Regions from separate parts of the Homo sapiens genome. Here region 2 is linked to region 1. Evidence: chromatin loops called from intact Hi-C (ENCODE). Cell type or tissue: heart left ventricle. All regions are shown on one strand. Each heading gives the region's core, and the rest is flanking DNA. Links, peaks and the distances in the headings are about the cores only.

Region 1 (10,500 bases), core at 3,863-6,362:
TCAAGACTCTGAGGTTTGGTAGGGAGGAAGGGGAAAGGCAGATGACACCAAATAGGACTGGTTGGAGAGGGGATGAGAAGCATCAATTAGAAAGCTCTTCAAATTCAAATGGACTGTTCAAACCATCCTAGGACTAGACTCCAATTGGGAAAGACTCTGAAGAAAATGATCTCCTACTCCCACGAGATGGCTAACGTGATTTAGGTAAAAAGCTTTTAGTTTTATGGCTGGGGAGGTAGCAATAAAGAAAATGAACTTCCTGCCAGTGATTCTTTGTCAAGCCCTGCCAATTTCTGTGTCTGGGGAAGCTATAAAGAATGTCCAGCCTCATGTCAAAAGAATTGCCACAGATCTCCAGCCTGCCTGCATTCAAGCATCGAAACATCCCTAAGCCTGTTCCCAGGCCAGCCTGGAATTGAGAATCCAGGAGAGTCTTTTCTGTTCTGCTGCTGCAGCTACACTATCTGCTTGTTAGCATAACCAGGGCCACCAGCAATAGATGCTAGAGAAATACACAGAGAAAAAATCAACAGCTGATGAAAAGCAGAATCTTTTCTTTTTGGCAGCAATACCAATAGCATGAAGCACATCCCTTTTGGAGCTTTCCAAACCACTTCAAAAGCGAGTTTTCTGGTGTGGATCAAGAAAGCTAGGCAAATTGCCCCTGAGGGCATAGCCACTGGCCAAGATATTGATGAGTGTAGGCAGCTCAGGACCCATCCTCGGCCCCGGTGCTGTCTTTCTCAGAGCTCTGTTTAATTCCATCAGGCATGGGCAGCGTTTGGAGAAAGCTGTGTTCATTTTTGTGATCTTCAGCCAGCACGGAGGTGGCCAGTTCCCTAGCCTCCCAGCACCGTCCTCCTCCTGCCCTGCCCCTTCATGGCCTGCCTGGGCTCACTGGACCCACACTTGCCTTTCACCCCTGTCAAAGCCTCACAGTCCTGTGTGTCTGTTTCCCTTTGAACTACACAAACTAACTAATTTGGTGAACCCATTAAGTGAACTTCTTTATACTCATGGTCTAGAGTGCATTGAACGCTAAAGGGTTTGCTAGAGATTGTCAAAATCAATTCTGTCTTCTTCCAACTGGACCAAGGCTTCTTTGAGTTAACAAAACTGAGAAATCTGAGTTGATTTTTCGTAGTACCTCTTTCTATTCTTTTGGGGTTTTTTTGTTTGTTTTTTACTTATCATGGAGATTTTCCTTAATTTAACCCAAAAGATATACCCATATGACATTTGAACTAATATGAAAGAGGTAGTAGGACAAAGAATTTGAAGACAGCCTTTCAGAGCCCCACAAAGTACTTGAAGTTTATCAATAAACCCCTCCCAGTGTTTCCCACCATGTTCCACATTCCATCTCCATTTTTAGCCATGCAGCTTCAAGTGGCATCTCCTCCTGTGAAACCTACAGTTTGGAGATAAATTATTGATGACTAATGACTTAGAAGAACCAAAGAAAGGATCCTCTAGTGGAGACACAGCATAGAAATGGTGGTCCAGGGTGAGACAGAACTGCTTCCAATCCCAGTGCCACCTGTGTGGTTCCAGCTGTGTGCTGCTCTTCCTCTAATCTTGTTTACTCGTCTCCAATACGGGACTAATAACATATACATCAGACTATTGTGAGGGTTGAATGTAACAATATTCCAAATTGTTGCATGTGTCCAGTACTTAACACAGTGCCAAGAACAAAGCATGTATCAGTAAGTATGAATGGCCTTCCCAGCGCACACCTCCAAACAGTGGATTCTGGCCGATGACAGGCAATGGTTCCCCGCGGTCCTACAGGCCACGGTTTAACTTACCACTAGCCAATCAGTAAGTTTGCCTCAGACCACATCACGATTCTTTTGCAAGCCTGGAGCTTGGTGAAAAACAAGGGGGAAAATAATCCATGTCCCTAAGGCAGATGCTGAAAGATTTACCTCATAACATAATTCTCTCACCAGACTTGTTTCCTGAATGTCCATTTAAATTTTAATTCTGCAAATAAAATAAAATTGGTAATAATGAAAGTGATTAAGATGGTATTTGTCCAGGGAACCAATCTCCCCACAAGATACCTAAGAAAGAGATATATGTACAGAAAATGAAGCACAGTAAAATACCACTTCATTACTATCTGGAGATTTTCCCCAAACACAGAGAAAGCTCTACAGAGCTGAGCTTAAGGCAGAAGAACTCTGTTATTTACTTGGTCTAATGCCAAAACAGGCCAGAGACCCCTCTCACTTACTTCTCTTTAATCCCAAACCCATGTCTCAATTTGGTCTAAGAAAGAGCCGAACACCCAGGAGGCACCAGGGTAGAGAAAAGCAGCCAGCCAGAGAGTGACCTCCATGCCAGGGGAGTGTGTCTGAGCTTTGTTTTATTTTTCTTATTTGTCTGTAGTTGTGTGATTGGTAGAAGAGAGTAGATATGAAGTCTACTGACACAGGATTGGTCTTCAGGCATGTCTTACCAAGCATAGGGGTTCCACAAATAAGAGAGCAATGATCAGACTTTCTTCTAAAAGGAGCAGCCACAAGCTACCTTAACTCTCCAACTTGCCCATAAATCTTCACCTACAGTTAGGAAGATTTCACCATTAGCTGTGGCCCATAAAAGATCCTTAAGCTTGACCAACCACAGAGGTCCATCTCCTTGAGGAGGAAGTGAAAGGGGTATGGACAGAAGCTGTGAGCTTTCTGTCCTCCACAGGCCCCCAGCTGTGTCTTCTACTTCTTGTACAAGATAGTCTCCAAATGATGTTTTCTGGCAGACAATGCCACAGAACTGATCCTTATCTCACTATGGAAATGAAAGATTTCAAAGAATTTGTTGCCTGAAATATGGTGCCCTAATCACATATTAATAAAGCTGCTATCCAGGAAGAAGGCAGATTTCAAAAGAAAGGCTGTTAGCCTTCTCAGGGACCTAAAAAGTACATATTGTAGAACAATGGTAAATAGATCTTGGAATCAGGTAGACTTTAATTCAAGCCCCAGCTATGCCAGTTATTAACTTATGTGACATTGGGAAAGGCTCTCAAATTTAGTTTTGCAAAATCAGAATAATATAGGTAGCCAACAAATAGGGTTTAATGGAGGTAATAATGAAGGTGATTAAGATGATAAAATTAAATAATGAATATAAAGTGCTTAGCATGTAATAAATTTTATTGTATGATTTCAAAGCACATGCTTTACCTACAGTGCTATAAAGCTGCTTGCAATAGTCAAAGCTAATAGAAGCTCTAGTCAGAGCTAATAGAAGCCTTGTGTATATAATTATTTAAGAATTCTGTAAATATACATAATAGGGTAGGAATGAGAAAATCTTTAGAGGAAATATTCAAATATGCTTGGTTTCTAGCAAATCCAGATAGACCGTTTTGGCAACAACCAAGTCATAATTTTAAGTCTTGTTATAGGAGCTAGAATTTTATTCAAGGGGCAACTGATTTGATTAGATAAGATGCTGTGGACTGCATGTTTGCATCAACAAATGCACATGTTGAAACTCTAACAATAGAATGGCATTAGAAGGAGGACCTTTGGGAAGTAATTTGGTTTTGATGAGGATGGAGTTCCCACGATGGGGTTAGCATCCTAATAAGAAGAGAAGGAGACTAGAGCCCTCTTCTCTCAGCCATGTGAAGATACAACAAGAACACCTGCAAACCAGTAAGAAGGCCTTCACCAGACACTGGCTCTGCTGGCCCAGATTTTAATCTTTGATTTCTCAGAACTGTGAGAAACAAGTATGTGCTGTTTAAGCCACTCAGTCTACAGTTGTTTGTAACAGCAGCCTGAGCAGACAAAGACATAGGGTTCCTTTTATTTTCAGAATTCGGTTTAGCTGTAATCACCTACCATCCTGAAATGCTGTTTCCTCCTTCTGCCCTTGAAATATAAGCTCTGGGACTACAGCTTCATGGACAAATTCTGAAGAATTTGTCTCTGCTCCTGTGGGATGCTAACCTAATCAATCAAGGAATGTTTGCTCAATGGAATGAAACATCTTAATGCAGCTTGCCAGCCAATATCTGCAGAGCACACCTCATGGGTTCTGGCTGGCTTGGATTTCTGAGACTACTTCATCCTACCCATCAGACTGTGGACTCAGATTCAGCCAGAAGGCCTGATTCTAGCGTCAGTTTTGCCTTTGGGATATAAATGCATGCCCTACTTCACTGAACATGAAACCCTGAATATTTGGCCATTACTCTGGCAATTGCCCTCCCTCCCTGTGCCAATTGCCAGTCAACCCAACTCCCAGGCAGCCTTGGCAGTTATGTCTGCTCGGCCTGCTGTAGCAGCCAATGACTTAGTAAAAGTCAGAACATAGATCTGCTAGCTCCCAGTCCAGGATTTCCCCTTAACTCATCCATGTATATATTAAACAACTAGGCTTGCTTTTAAATTCTTTTTCATTTAGCCTCTTCTTAGAACTGATCATTTTGAGAATCCTGACCTGCCAATATTCCATAATCTTTCTAAAAGTGACACAGCAAATACGACGCATGCACAGTGCTAACTGCAGCTGATTTCATTTTTCCATCATCTATAAAGCACATAAGGTAATTTCTAAACCAGCAGTAAAATCTATTTATAAAGAATGCTGATTTGTTTTCTGCACTTTCCAACACAGAGCTTCAATTTATTTCCTTACCATAAAAAAACCATTACTTTTTAAAACAATCATAGTTAGTATATTTTATAAATGTTTTAATTTTTGTAAAGTCCAACTTGCAAATTGGAGTGTAAATAGCTTTCTTAAAATGGAAGGAACCGTGTTAGACCCAGTATGCTGACTGATTTCACTGTGCTTCAAAGCAGACGATTTCACAGTCATTCGGTAATGAGTTTTTATAAAGCAATTGATATCACTAAAAATATAATTATAATAAATAAAATTATAGGAAAAAGGAAATCTTCATTCAGACAATGCCAAATTTTTTAACTCATTGCTAAAAGATTATGTTTGTACATGAAAAATTTTACACATTCTTTCTATGAGATAAACCTGATAACACCTTGAAAACTTAATAGTTATGGAAAAGGAACTACTGTGATATTTTTTAGAGAATGTCGTGTTCTTGATGTTCTTGAGTGAGCTGTCTCATGTTATTAGAAGGGAAACAGCACCACCTTGTGGGGAAACAACACCACCTTGTGGACAAACAAAGAAAGTGAATGAAATTTTAGGGCCGGGTGCTTAATCCCAGCACTTTTGGGAGACCTGGGAGGAGGGTAACTTGAGCCCAAGAGTTCAAGACCAGCCTGGGCAACACAATGACACACCCATCTTTACCAAAAATTTGAAAAATTCGCTGGGCTTGGTGGCTCACACCTCAGGTCCCAGCTACTTGGAAGGCTGAGGTGGGAGGATCGCTTAAGCCCTGGAGGTCAAGGCTGCAGTGAGTGTGATCATACCACTGCATTCCAGCCTGGGTGACACGGCAAGACCCTAGCTCAAAAAAATTATGTTTATGTAGCACTTCCTACAAGGAATATAGTATCTTGTTTGTATTTAAATGACATCGGGACCAGCATGGTGGCTTACAGCTGTAATCTCAGCTCTTCAGAAGGCAGAAGGCAGGAGGATCACTTGAGGCCAGGAGTTGGAAGACCAGCCTGGGCAGCATAATGAAATAATAATAATAGTAATAAAAAGCTAGGCGTGCTGGCACACACCTGCAGACCTAGCTACTGTGGAGGCTGAGTGGCAGGATCGCTTTGAGACCAGGAGTTTGATTGTACTGCGTATTGTGAGCTACGATCGAGCCACTCCAGTCCAGACAACACGGCAAGACCCAGTCTCTAAGCAAAATAAAGGGACATCAGAGCATTGCTTACAGAGATTTATAAATGATCCCAAAATGTCTTCAGGGAGATAAATTATCTAAATATAGCTATATGGACTCTTCCTAAATTCCAAATTTGGGTGGAAAAATAAATGAGATAGAAGACTTCTTGAAATGTATCAAGACTCAGAAAGACAAAACAAAAACTTTCATTAGGCAGCTAAAGAGGAAATCCCAGCGACAAGAAGCCAAAGGAAAGGGAAAAGAAATGACAACAATGACCATACTTTCTACACATCCAACCTCTTCTCTACCACCACTCAGCAAGACCTCCCACAGCCAATCACTGCCTTCTCTTGTGGACTTACCCTCTACTCTGTGAACACATGAGCCAGAGAACCCTGAGAAGTCCCTGGGTCCCTTCCAGGGGCTCTGCAAGGTCAAAACTCTTTTCATAAAAATACACAGGTTTTGTTGACCTTTTCCAATTTCATTCTCTCACAAGTATAATTGGAGTTTCCCAGAGGCTACCTGACGTGGGATGTCACAAGAAATTAAATGTAGAAGCAGAAAGGAGAACGAAGTTTTCTTCTATTAAACCAGACATTAAAGACATACTTAAAAATATAAAACAATGTCAATGTTCTCACCAACTTTACTGTTTAAAAATGATAACTTTAAATAAAAATGTGATTTATGTAAACATATAAGTATATTTTTTTAATTTCTCAGCTTTAATGTTTAATATGATAAATATAGATAGATATAATCCAAGTAAATAAAAGCTCTTTGGGGTCCTCAATAACTTTTAAATGTAAAGTGGTCCTGAAACCAAAAATTTGAGGACAGATGCTCTAAAGCTCATACTCTCTGATGTAGCTTCCACCCAGGTCATTTCTTAAATACTTGATCAATCATTTCCCATGTCCCTCACCCTATCCTTGTTGCAAAATTCCATTTTCCTACTCTAGCCCTCCCTGTCATGAGAAAGTTCCCAGGTTGTAGACATTATTTACTAAATATTTCTTAACAGCTTTATGATGATAACATGACATATAAAAATTGTGTAAATTTAAGGTAACTTAATGTTTTGATATTTTATACTTTTTGAAATGATCACCACAATCAAGCAAATTAGCATATTTATTATCTCTACATATTTACCATTGTGTGTGTTGACAGTAATTAATTTATGATCTAGTCCTTTAGCAGAACACAAGAATATGACACAGTGTTGTTCCATGTTGTACATTATATCTCCAGAAATTATTATAACTTGAACTTTGTACAATTTAACCAACATCACCCCGTTTCCCCTCCCTGAGCCCCTGGCAACCACTGTCCTATTCTCTGTTTTTATGAATTTGACTGTTGTAGATTCCTCATGTAAGTGAGATCATGAAGTATTTTTCTCTGTGTCTTGCATTTTTGCTTGGTGCAATATCTTCCAGCTCCATCCATGTTTTCACAAATAGAAGGATTTCCTTCTTTTTTAAGGTCGGATAATATTTCATTTTATATATACATGCCACATTTTCTTTACCCATTCATCTGTTCCTCTGCCAAAGGACATTTAGGTTATTTTCATATTTTGGTCATTGTGTGTCATGCTGCAATGAACAGGGGATGACAGACACCTCTCTAAGACTCTTATGTCAATTTCATTGGACATATATCCAGAAGTGAAATTATTGGATTGTGGCAGTTCTTTTTTTTATTTTTGAAATGGGGTCTCACTCTGTCATCCAGGGTAAAGTCCAGTGGCAAGATCATAGCTCACTGCAGCCTTGAACTCCTGGGCTCAAGGGATCCTCCTACCTCAGCCTCCCAAGTAGCTGGGACTACAGGTGTACAACACCATGTCTGGCTAATTTTAAATTTTTTCAGAGATGGGGTCTTGCTATGTTACCCAGGCTGGTCTGGAGCTCCTGGACTCCTGCCTTAGCTTCCCCAAATCCTGGGGTTACAGGTGTGAGCCACCACACCAGGCCAGTGCTAGTTTCAATTTTCTTTGGAGGAACCTCAATACTGTTTTCTGTGTTTTACTAATTTGCATTCCCATCAATAGTGTATAAGGGTTTCCTTTTCTCCACATTCTCACCAACACTTATCTTTGGCCTTTTTGATAATAGCCATTTTGACAGGTGTGACCTGATATCTCATTGTGGTTTTGATTTGCATTTCTCTGAAGTTTAGAGATGTTGAGCACATTTTCATATACCTGTTAGCCATTTGAATTCCTTCTTTTGAGATATATTTATTTAGATTCTTTGCCTTAAAATAAAATTAGGTTATTTGTAATTTTGGAATTGATGTGTATGTGTCCTTATTTTTTGAACTCCTTATAAGAGATATGGTTTACAAACTTTTTCCCCATTTCATAGGTTGCCTTATCATTTCATTAGTTGTTTTCTTTGCTGTGCAGAAGCTTTTTAGTTTGATGTAATTCATTTACCTATTTTGCCTTTGTTGCCTGTGCTTTTGGCATCATATCTAAACAAATTATTGCCAAGACCAATGTCAAGAATGTTTTCTCCTGTCTTCTTCTAGGAGTTTTATGGTTTCAGGTATTGCATTTAAATGTTTAATCCATTTTGAGTTAATTTTTATGTATGATGTGAGCTAGGGATCCGATTTCATTGTTTTGCATGTGGACATCCAGCTTTCCTAACACCATTTGTTCAAGAGCATATCCTCCCCCTATTGTGTCTCCTTGTCACCCTCCAGGGTGATCAATTGCTGCAAATGTGTGGGTTATACCTAGGTTCTCTATTTTGTTCCACTGGTTTATGTGTCTGTTTTTATGCCAGTACCACAGTGTTTTCCTTTCTACAGCTTTGTAATTTAATTTGAAGTCAGGAAGTGTGATACCTGTAGCTTTGTTCTTGCTCAAAATTGCTTTGGCTACTCAGGGTTTTTTGTGATTCTATATGAATTTTAGGATTATTTTTTCTATTTCTGCGAGAGACACCATTGGGATTTTGATATGGATTACATTAAATGTGTAGATTGCTTTGAGTAATATGGACACTTTAATAATACAGTACTCACTCTTTCAATCCATGGGTTGTCTTTCAATTTACTTCAAATTTCCATCATCAATCTTTTGTAATTTGTAGTGTTTAAGTCTTTCACTTCTTTGGTTAGTTAATTCCAAAGTAGTTTATTTGATATTGTTTTTTAAATTTCCCTTTCAGACAATTCATTGTTAGTGTTTAGAAATAGCAATGATTTTTGTATGTCTATTGTATATCCTACAACTTTAATAAATTTATTATATAGTCAGTCCTTCATATTCATGGGTTCTGCAACCATGAACTCAACCAACCATGAACCAAACTTGTACATATTTTCCATCTGTGGTGGTTTGAATCCACAGATGTGGACCCATGGATACACAGGGCCAACTGTACATGATTTTACATGAGGGAGTTGATCATCACAGATTTTGTTATCTGAGGGGGTCCTGAAACAAATCCCTGGCAGATATGAAAGACTGACTGTATTATTTCTAACCAATTATTTCTAACCATTTTCTGTGGAGTCTTTAGAGTTTTCAATGTATAATAATCATGTCTTCTGTTAACAGAGATAACTACATCTTTCCTTTCAATTTTGATGCCTTTTATTTCTCTTGCCTGATTTCTCTGGCTAGGACTTCCAGTACTATGTTGAATAGGAGTGGTGAGAGTAGGCATCCTTGTCTTGTTCCAGATATTAAAGAAAAAGCTTTCATTTTTCCCCATTGATTATTATATTAGATACAGGTTTTTCATATACAGCCTTTATAGTGTTGAGGTAAGTTTCTTCTATACCTATTTTGTTGAGAGTTTTATCATGAAAGTATGTTGAATTTTGTCAAATGTGTTTTCTGCATCTATTGGAATGTTATTTTTGTCTTTCATTCTGTTAATGTGGTATATCACATTATTAATTTTTACACATTGAACCATCCTTGCATCCCATAGATAAATTCCAATTAGTAGTTTATTGAGAATTTTTGCATCTATATTCATTAAGGATACTGGTCTGTAATTATTTTTTCTTGTGTTGTTTTCATCTAGCTTTTAAGTCATGGTAACATTGGCCTCATGAAATGAGTTTGGGAGTATTCTCTCTTCTATTTTTTCTAAAGAGCTTAAGAAGTTTTGGTGTTAGTTCTTCTTTGACTGTTTGGTAGAAGTTGCCCATGAAAGCATCTGCACCTGGGCTTTTCTTTGTTGGGAAATTTTTTATTACTGATTGAATCTCTTTGCTTGCTTTTGGTCTGTTCTATTTCTTTTTTGTTCCAACTTGGTAGATTGCATCTTTCTAAGAATTTATCCATTTCTTCTAGGTTATCCAATTTATTGGCATATAATTGCTTAATTGTCCTTTATAATCATTTGTATTCCTGTACATTTGTTATAATGTCTCCATTTTCATTTCTGATTATATTTACTTGAGTCTCTCTTTTTTTCTTAATGTAGCTAGGGGTTTGTTATTTTTGTTTTTATTTCCAAAAATACAACTCTAGCTTTGTTGATTTTTATATTGTTTTTTATTTTAAAGTTATTTTATTTATATTCTAATCTTTATTATTTACTTCATTATGCTAACTTTGGGCTTAGTTAGTTCTTCTTTTTCTAACTGTTTATTTGTAAAGTTAGGTTGTTCAATTGAGATCTTTCTTATTTTTTAATGTAGGTGTTTATCACTATAACATT
Region 2 (10,500 bases), core at 3,197-5,696, 97 kb before region 1:
GACTTGTGAGAAAGGAACTTGTACTAGAACCCTGAGTGGATGACGCAAGAACGAGACTCCTGACCACACCTTCTGCCAGAGCTGGTCTGGTTTCCCCGCACAGTTGTGGCAACCTGACCTCCCCACAGGCTCATCCCCAGTCTGGTCTTTCCTAGACTTAATGCTGACCTTAGATAGAAAGTACTGAAGGCGGCTTTGGCCAATATCCTTGGGTTGGGCAGCACTGCCTCCTATTGTCCAGCACAGATATGGCACCGTAGGTTTCACATCTGGGCTTATGCTTCATTCCCAAGATTTATTATTAAGCTTTCACATCACTTGTGTTACCCAGAATCCAAGTCTCTCATTTGGAAACATGTCTCTCTCCTCTAGGCTGAGGTCCTGTCTCTCAGAACTTGGGTACCAGCCCCTGACTTCCCTGGGTGCCAAAACCTTGAGTCTCTCATTCGGAAACATGTCTCTCTCCTTTAGCCTGAGGTCCTGTCTCTCAGAGCTTGGGTACCAACCCCTGACCACCCTGGGTGCCAAAACCCTGAGAAGCGCTGCAAGCCCCCGGCCTGGACGTATTTCTCAACAGAGCCCTTGCTGGGCTTCAATCCTCCTCCACGTCACCTCCATTACTCTGGCAAAACACCTTCCCCTCAGCCACCTCCCACCTAACTCACTGTTCTTGCTCCTTGTCTTCCAGACACTGAGTTCCTCCTGTCAGCCCAGACTCTCGATATGAACATGTAACCAGTATCTGCCCCGTCCTTGTAAGGGGATTTGTCTCTGTTTTAACAGACTCTGGATGTGAACATAGAACCAGTATCTGCCCCGTCCTTGTAAGGGGATTTGTCTCTGTTTTAACAGACTCTGGATGTGAACATAGAACCAGTATCTGCCCCGTCCTTGTAACCGGATTTGTCTCTGTTTTAACAGACTCTGGATGTGAACATATAACGAGTATCTGCCCTGTTCTTGTAAGGGGATTTGTCTGTTTTAAAATGTAGGCTTTATGATTATTCAGATGTGGTGAGGCCAGCAGGTCAGAAGACAATACGACTGAAAAGATGGTTTGTTACTCACAGGTCGCAGGACAAGTGGGCTCTGCACACCAGAGGCCCACATGGAAAAGCACTGGGGTCACTCAGGAGGCAGAGGGAGTGAGAGAAAGACACAGGCAAGAGTCTTCATTACAGTTCCCACAGGAAGGTACATGAGGCAGGATAAGCAGGTTTAGGATTGGCTAGTTTGAATAACCTTGATGGCCCCTGGGGCTGTTCCTAGTTGTCCAGGACCTGGCCTTGAGCAATCAGGGCAGCAGAACAGTGGCCCTGAGTCTGAGAGCTCCTAAAGAAGTGGGTTGGGGGTATGGCTCTGGGTTGGTTGGTTTGCATTTGAAAGACACACTTGAAGGTGAACCCTTTACTATCTCTAGGAATTGGCTAACTCTGGGAGCGGCAGGCAAGATCGCAGATATCAAAGCATCGGAAAGAAAGACCTGGTTAATAAAGCCTCCAAAAGTCTGAGCCACATCCTGCCATGGTGAACTAGGTATACCCTGACCCATCCCAAGAAATTGTTCCTTCTGTCTTATCTGGAATAAAGGCACTAGTGCACCTCTGCAAGGAAGGGCACCAGCAAGTCTATGTATGGCCCTGATGAGGCAGGTCTGATATTGGCCTAAAAGCCCAGGTGAGGGTTTAGGCACCAAACCATCAAAAGTGTGCATTTGTTGCCTGTGTTTTGCCGCTGGAGTTATACTAATTCCTGTCGCTTTCAGTCGCTGCTCTAGCTAGGCTGGTCTCCATGTGCCACAAAACTATCATAATCACTGCTAAATCCAGGCACTTCACTTCTACTTTTTCCTCTTCTAGAGTTCTTTCCTGTCTTCTCTCTGCCTATGCAAAAGCTACCATTTTTTATAATTGGGGTTTCAGAAGAAAAAACAAAAATTAAATTCTAATGGCTCATATCCCTTCTATAAGCTGAGAACTATATGAAGGTCTTCATATATTATTTCCTTTAGTTCCGTTGGCAAGCCTGAAGGTCGAACATCATCGGCACTTTATCCACTAGGACACAGAGGTGTGAAGCCATTTAACTGACATGCTACACCAGGCAAGAGGCAAAGCTGGGAGCTGGCATCTGCCCAGTCTGACAGCAAAGCCCCCGCCCTTTGCATTCAGCAATGCAGACTCCAAGCCTCACCTCCTCCTGGCAGTTGACCTCAGTCGTCACTCCCTTCCTGGAAATCATTCAACTGTTCTTGGCAGGTCACACATTTTAGATTTTAACTATGGGTTTACTAGAAACTATTTGCCATTTAGACCACAAGCTCTTGGGAAGTAGGCATAATGTCCAACATGACTTCTGTTTCCCACAAAGTATCTTAGCGGTTCTTCCTAGATGCCTAAATGATTGACTTTTACATCTGGGACAGTTCAGTTACAATAGTCGCACTATTTTCCTTCCATTAAATGGGCAAATTGAAGACCATAAATTAAGAGATAAAAACAAACTAACCGTTCCGACTTCCGATCTGTGATGTTGAGATCTAGAAAATGCATTGCTCCGGGATCAACTAGAGCTGAGGAGGAGAAACACTCATGAAGGTCACGCCTCTGTGAACCAAGGACGGAGGTGGAGACCGAGGCTGGGTCAGAACAGCAGAGGATGTGTCCAGCACGGTTCCCTGCACTAACAAGCTTCCAGCGTGAGCAGCAAGGTGCCACGGAGCACTGCGGGGAGCAAGGTGCAACACTGCTGGGAGCAAGGTGCCGCGGGCACTGAGGAGCGAGCTATAAGAGACCGGCGCTCTCCACCGCACAGCACAGAGGGAAGGCCCAAAGCTGAGAGTGGAGCAGACTTTGAGAAACACTTTGGGGAACTGTCCCCACATCAAATACACAGGATTGCTAGAGGAATCTGAAGACTGTGGATCATGGAGGATAATTATAGGAACTACAAATCTCAAACCCTTCCCAACTCCTCACTAGATGAACACAAATGCCCACACTAAAGGCCTCGCAGATCACCCACTTCCACACACAAAAACTATCTAGCTTTGTCTCTACTGTCCTGAACAAGATGTCTGACTTTCCAACAAAAAATTACAAGGCATGTGAAAAGACAGAAAAAAAACAATGCGCTGCCAAGAGACAAAGAAATCTGCAGCCAGGTGCCATGGCTCATGCCTGTAATCCCAGCACTTTGGGAGGCTGAGGCGGGTGGATCACCTGAGGTCAGGAGTTTGGGAACACCCTGGCCAACATGGTGAAACCCCGTCTCTACTAAAAATACAACAAAATTAGCTAGGCGTGGTGGTGCATGCCTGTAATCCCAGCAACTTGGGAGGCTGAGGCAGGAGAATCGCTTGAACCCAGGAGGCGGAAGTTGCACTGTGCCCGGAATTGGTGGGTTCTTGGTCTCGCTGACTTCAAGAATGAAGCTGCGGACCCGTGGACCCTGGCGGTGGACCCTCGCGGTGAGTGTTACAGTTCCTGAAGATGGTGTGTCCGGAGTTTGTTCCTTCAGATGTTCAGATGGGTCCAGAGTTTCTTCCTGCTGGTGGGTTCATGGTCTGGCTGACTTCAGGAGTGAAGCTGCAGACCTTTGCGGTGACTGTTACAGCTCAAAAAGGCAGCATGGACCCAAAGAGTGAGCAGCACCAAGATTTACTGCGAACAGCGGAAGAACAAAACTTCCACAGCCTGGAAAGGGACCAGAGCGGGTTGCCACTGGTGGCCCCACCCACATCCTACTGATTGGTCCATTTTACAGAGAGCTGATTGGTCCATTTTATAGAGAGCTGATTGGTCCATTTTACAGAGAGCTGATTGGCCCATTTTGACAAAGCGCTGATTGGTGCTTTTACAAAACTTTAGCTAGACGTAAAAGTTCTCCAAGTCCCCACCAGATGAGCTAGACACAGAGTGCTGATCAGTGTGTTTACAAACCTCTAGCTAGACAGAGTGCTGACTGGTGTGTTTATAAACCTCTAGCTAGACACAGAGTGTTGATTGGTGCATTTACAAAGCTCTAGCTGGACACAGAGTGCTGATTGGTGTGTTTACAATCCTTTAGCTAAACAGAAAATTTCTCCGAGTTCCCACCCTACCCGGAAGCCCAGCTGGCTTCACCTCTCAATGGCACTGGCCATGGGACTTTTCGGCACCCAGCCCGGGCACTCTGGCAGCCCAGAGGGAGCTCGTCCCCGTATCAAGCCCGGTCAAGCCCAGCAGGTGCCGGCCGGCCTCGCGGAGTGCGGGGCCTGCAGAGCCGCGCCCACCTGGAACCCGCGCCCCGCGCCGGCCCGCCAGCAATGCGTGCAGCCCGGGCTCGGCCTGCGCCTCTCCCTCCACACCTCCCCGCGAACAGAGGGAGCCGGCTCCAGCCTCAGCCAGCCCCAGAGAGGGGTCCCCACAGCGCAGCGGCCGGCTGAAGGGCTCCTGGAGCGCGGCCAGAGAGGACACTGAGGCCGAGGAGGCGCCCAGAGCGAGCAAGGGCTGCTAGCACGTTGTCACCTCTCAGCACCATTGCACTCCAGCCTGGGAGACAGGGCGAAACTCCATCTCGAAAAAAAAAATAAAAGGGAATCTGCATAACTAGACTCAGGTGCGACACAGATGTTGGAGCTATCTGATAAAGAGCTTAAAATAATTATGATTAATAAGTTAAAGCCTTCAATAAAGAGGTGGATGATGTTTAAGATCAGACAGATTATTTCAGCATAGAGATGGAAACTGTAACAAATAATGTAGTTCAAATCCCAGAAATAACAGACAGTAATAGAGATGAAAGCATCTTCTACAGCCCCATTGGAAGACTTAACCGAGAAAATAATCAGTAAACTTAAAGACAGGTCCATAGAAAGTACCTAGGCTAAGACACAAATAAAAAAGACTGTACAGCAGCAGACACGGAATAATGCACCCAAGCACCGTGAGAGACTATCAAATGATCTAACACACGTATACGTGGAATCTCTAAAGAGAGAGAGGAGGAGAATAGGACAAAAGAAATAATAGCCAAGAGTGTCACAAACAGACAACAATGACAGACAACAAATCTCTGAGCCAAATAGCTCACAATACCATACAGGAGTAAGTACCAACACACACACACACACACACACACACACACACACACATACATACACACACACACAGACACACACAGAGACACATGCATACTCACAAGACACACAGAGACAAACACACATACACACATACATACACACACACACACAAGCGCATGCGCATGCATGAACGCCTATATATTTTGTATTCAAACTGAAAACAAAACACAAACAGGTAATCCTGAAGTCAGCCAATGAAACACACATTTCTGTTGGGAGCCAGCTTTCCACAGCTCTCTCCTGTTCCCGAACATCTTACAAAGTGTGTCACTGATTGCTCGTTGTCATTTGTTTGTTGTCTCCTGTCTTCTACCAGCTTCTATGAAACTACAGCAGGCTAAATTTTTAGCTTAAAAGTAGAATAAAAGTTCAGACGCTTTATAGCTCTTACAAATTGTATAACAAGGAGCACAGAAAAATTACAGTAGATCTCACATCAGAAATCACGCAATACAGAATGCAATGGGGTGACATCTTGAAAGCGCTGAAAGAAAAAAAAATATCAACTCAGTGTTTTATTCCCTGTGAGAAAATGAAGGAGAAATAAAGACTTTCTCAGACAAATAAAAACGGAGAGAAATCATTGCCAACAGACCTACATGTAAGAAATGTTAAAGGGAGTTCTCTGGGAGGAAGACATATGACACCAGACAGCAACTTGGATTTATACAAAGCAATGAACAGTGTTAGAAACAGAATAAATGAATATTGGATCTCTAGGTCATCAATACCTGTCCCAACCATCCCTAAATTTGGTCACTTGATAGCCAGCCCCCCAAGTGGTATTGAGAAGAGAGGAACAGTCCTACCACCAGGATGAGGAACCAAGACAGTGCATTAATAGTATTGAGGCCAACTGCATCATACAGTTTTAAATGCCTTGACAATAAATAGCACAAAGAATATTCAGAGTTGAAGTAATTCAAATGCAGACATGTTTCTGAGGGCATCAATTCTTGGGGCTACTGCTACTGCAAAAGTTATCCAGACTCTACCTAGAGAGGTGAGCAACATTCCTTTGGCTGAAATGAATGGAATAAGAGAAAATTGGAAAAATGGAAAAGAAAATTCTATGAAAGGGACAATTTATTTAGGGAAACTTCAACACTCTATAGAAATGAGAAATCACAATGGGAGGTGTTTTGCTTTGTTAGTTTGTATAGGTGGCAGCAGACTTAGGGTTTTTTTCTGTTCACTTGGAGCACAGACCATTTGGACTATGCCGGTTTCTGGGAAGCATGATTGGACAACATGCCATTACCAGTGTTCAGCAATATCCAGCTCTCTTCTTCTTTCTGGGCAGATGGGAGACTATGCTTCCCAGACGCTTGCAGTTAGGCAGAGCCATATAACAACTTCTGGCCCAGGAAACGGGAGCAGAAGCAATATGTGTCACTTTCAGGCCAAAGCCGCGAAAAGTCTCTCCACAGCATCTGAGCTTCTCATTCTCTTTGTCAAAGAACCAGGTCTGGTGTGGAGTTGGTAGAGCAACAGGCTAAAGCTGTATGAATTGCTGGATCATTGCATGGAGGACAGCTGCCCTGGAGAGCTGCCTGGACCCACAGAGGATTCCTATACATTTTTTTCACATTAAGCCACTGAAGAAAAAAAATACCACAGGAAATTAACAATTTTCAAAACTGTTCTTTTACCTAAAGCTCTTTTCATATCTTCAGAATATTTTCTTAGACACAACAGAAAAGAAAATTAGGAGGCAAGAATAAAAAAAAACTTCAAGACGGAAAATATTTTTAAAATTTTCATTCAGATTTTTTTTTTACTTTTAATATATCGGCAAGCATAAGGCTATCTTTGGTTTCCATGCAACTGGCATTGATCATGTTCGTGAATATAGCTAGGATACCAGGGCCAAACCGTGTGTGCTCACTTGTTTTCCTGTCTCAGAACAACATGATACTGAAAAGCGGAGTCCCTCGTGTGATGAAAACGTCTCCAGTTCGCAATCAGTTGAAAATGCAGTGGGCCCACAGCCAGAAAGCATTCCTGTGCCGGATCTTTTTTTCAGCACCCTAAATTAACCAGCTGGAATTCCCTTTTAAGTGCCAACCTACTCAGTTTTTCAGAATGCAGAACTTTTCTTTTAATGGGATCTGTCTCTCATCATAAAGGTGGAACCGTGCATTCTTGATGTCTCTCAAAAGCAGTCTTTTTTATACAGTAAGCTCAGGGAGGGTAAACACAGACGCCAGAGCACTGGTTTGAGACGGGGATGTAGCCGCTGTGCAGAGACTCGGGTAGGGCACCGGCTATCGCGGAGTGAAACCCTCAGCACAGTATCCAGGACTGCCTTGTGCAGAACAGGTCAAGATAAAAGAGGCTATTGTAAATAAATATTTAAATTAATTAAATCTATTGATGAGGAAGAGCTCCATGATGTAGGAGCAGAAGAACTGATGCAATATTTCAAAACTGAGGCTGGGCGTATTCCCGCAGTGTTCCAGGCTGAGGCTGGGCGTGTTCCCGCGGTGTCCCGGGCTGAGGCCGGGCGTGTTCTTCCGGTGTTCTTCCGGTGTTCCGAGCTGAGGCCGGGCGTGTTCCCGCGGTGTCCCGGGCTGAGGCCGGGCGTGTTCCCGCGGTGTCCCGGGCTGAGGCCGGGCGTGTTCCCGCGGTGTCCCGGGCTGAGGCCGGGCGTGTTCTTCAGGTGTTCCGGGCTGAGGCCGGGCGTGTTCCCGCGGTGTCCCGGGCTGAGGCCGGGCGTGTTCCCGCGGTGTCCCGGGCTGAGGCCGGGCGTGTTCTTCCGGTGTTCCGGGCTGAGGCCGGGCGTGTTCCCGCGGTGTCCCGGGCTGAGGCCGGGCGTGTTCCCGCGGTGTCCCGGGCTGAGGCCGGGCGTGTTCTTCCGGTGTTCCGGGCTGAGGCCGGGCGTGTTCTTCCGGTGTTCCAGGCTGAGGCCGGGCTTATTCTTCCGGTGTCCCAGGCTGAGGCCGGGCGTATTCCCGCGGTGTTTCGGGCTGAGGCTGGGCGTATTCTTCCGGTGTTTCTCACATTCTTGTTTGGGAAACTATAACGCGCTGCTCAAAGATCATCTTAATTCTGAAATACCCAAAATCAAAACGCAAGATAGTGAAGGCTATAAAACTCTCACCGTATAAAGATTAACTGATGTAATAGAGGCTTTCCATTTATCTATTCAAAACAGATTACTTGCACATCTGTTAGATGCCAGGTCATGGACTCACCTACCTCATTTATGCAGTGCATGGTATCTTGAGATACTAATACTTTGTCCTCCCTGGATTTTTTCTTCTCCCCAGTGTAGCAGAGTGGGGCATGGGCTATGGAGTCAGCCCGCTATGGCATGTTCTACCACTATACCCTCTCCAGCTATTTCACCTGAATGTTACTTAATCTCTTCCTGCTTGAATTTCCTCATCTATAAAATGAAAATCATATCAGTGAGCATTAAAGACTTAAGACATAGAAAGCATTTAGAAAAGTGACATCACAGACCTCAGTGCGACTCATTATGATTTGCTATTATTATTCTCTTCTTAGCCCTGATTCAAACTGATAGCACTTTCTTGTCTTGGAGAAAGTGTATGACAGAGGAGAAAGCGGAAGTGTTTAGGAAAGTCACTCTGAGGTAAGGGGATCATGCACACCAGTGGAAGGCTCTGAGAACATAGCTTGCCAGTGGCTCTGAACCCTCCCAGAAGCCGCCTCCTGCCACAGCCCTGTCCTTGACCAGGAAGGGAACTCTTGCTAAATACCTCATAGGCCCTGGGTTTCCTCAGCCTGCTCTCAGGGGTCTTCCCTCAAAAGCACAGCTTGTTATTCATGCTATCTCTTCCCCAGGCAACCAGAACCAGGGCCCTGTCCTGCTCTCCCTTGGATCAGGCCCCCTAGGCCACCAGGTGCTTGACTCAGCCTTAGACAGCCTCAGCTAGTTCTGGTGCAGAGCAGGTCTTTGACCTGTTCCATAAAGTCCACCGCTTTGCATAAAGTCATTCTCTGTGATCCTACACTCATTTCCCTTCCCGTTACAGGACACGTCCTCACCTGTCAGGAGTAAGCTAGAGCTGGCTTGCACTGGCTAGGGAAGTTGACTATACTAATGCCTTCTAAACTCTGCTCAGTAATGAGATGCTGATAGCTTAAAACTGGCCATGGAGGGAGTATTTACACCTCAGAAATGCAACAGATGTACATTAGAACTTTTTTACCCAGCTACCACTCTGCCTCAGACCTAGAGGCATAGAATTCCCCCACCCTCACTATCTCTGGACCCCTTGGTGTAGACCAGAATCCTGGGCCTTTTGCTTAGTTGGAAAGAAAGGTGGATAATATTCTCCTTAAATGGTCTCCCATGTAATTCCAATTTCTTCTCCACACTGTTGCCAAAGTTTTCTTTATAAAACACATACTCTAATATGCACAGTTTAAACTTTAACATGATATTCACAGTCCTTCTAATCTGGCCCTAACCTTTCTTTTTACTGCTTTTATCTTAACACATATTTATACATTCTCTTCTTGATCCCAGTGATCACTTGCTATTCCCCAAAGATTACCTGCACTTTCAGGCCTCCATGCCTTTACCTACCCATGGGATGCCCAGCCTTTACCTACCCATGGGATGCCCAGTCTTTACCTATCCATGGGATGCTCAGCCTTTACCTATCCATGGGATGCCCAGCCTTTTAGCCTTCTTAGGCCACATTGGAAGAAAAATAATTATCTTGGGCCACACATAAAATATACCAACACTAGTGATAGCAGATAAGCTAAAAGAAAAAGAAATCACACACAAAGAAATCTCATAATGTTTTAAGAAACTTTACCAATTTGTATTGGACTGCATTCAAAGCCATCCTAGGCCCCATGTGGCCTGGGGGCTACGGGCTAGAACAGCTTGACCAATACTGTTTCCTTGTCCTAGAAGGTGCCCTGTTTGAAACTGACCTCTGAGGCCATCTTCCTGCCTGTGGAGAACAGCCCTGGTACATTCCTTCTTCATCCCTTCAGTAGAACATTAGCAACACCTAATTTTAGATGGCTGTGCTCATGTTTCCTCTTCCCTGCTAAGTTTTCTGCTCCCAAATGGGCATCTGTATCTTACCTTTATATCTACTAGACCAAGATAGACCTCAGTAAAATATCCATGCTCAAAACAACATTTGTGACTAAATTAATGAAGGACTGGAAAAGCCATTGAAAGAAAACAATGGAAACAAAAATTCTTCTTTCTCTTCCCTTCCTGAACAATTCATTCCAAAGGCCATTGAGTGGGTTTGGGCAGGAAAGACAACTATGCCACCTATGAGCAGATGGGGACAGAATGAGGTGACCCCCAGCACAGTGGCAGAGCCTGGGTGGGAAAGGAGGGCAACCAAGAGGGGGCCAGGCAGGAAAGATGCCGG

What was found. Peaks named below come from ENCODE experiments on the same cell type or tissue, not always from the same donor. Only the 100,000 strongest peaks of a DNase experiment are listed, where the experiment ranks them.
Region 2: it touches region 1 in a loop (2.2-fold over the local background); 7 of 110 quality-filtered maps call a loop at or near these places.

Annotation. Positions count from the first base shown.
Region 1 is chr4:189,899,466-189,909,965 of GRCh38, forward strand. All of the region lies in intron 2 of FRG1-DT (FRG1 divergent transcript), which reads right to left. Among named protein-coding and RNA genes, the nearest start is that of LINC01596, 23 kb to the left of the region's middle. In heart left ventricle, for the core only: CTCF peaks have their summits at 5,159 (motif pointing left) and 5,368; no DNase peak of the experiment used is centred there.
Region 2 is chr4:189,802,930-189,813,429 of GRCh38, forward strand. All of the region lies in intron 3 of FRG1-DT (FRG1 divergent transcript), which reads right to left. Among named protein-coding and RNA genes, the nearest start is that of LINC01596, 73 kb to the right of the region's middle. In heart left ventricle, for the core only: no CTCF peak of the experiment used is centred there; a DNase peak (open chromatin) is centred at 4,183.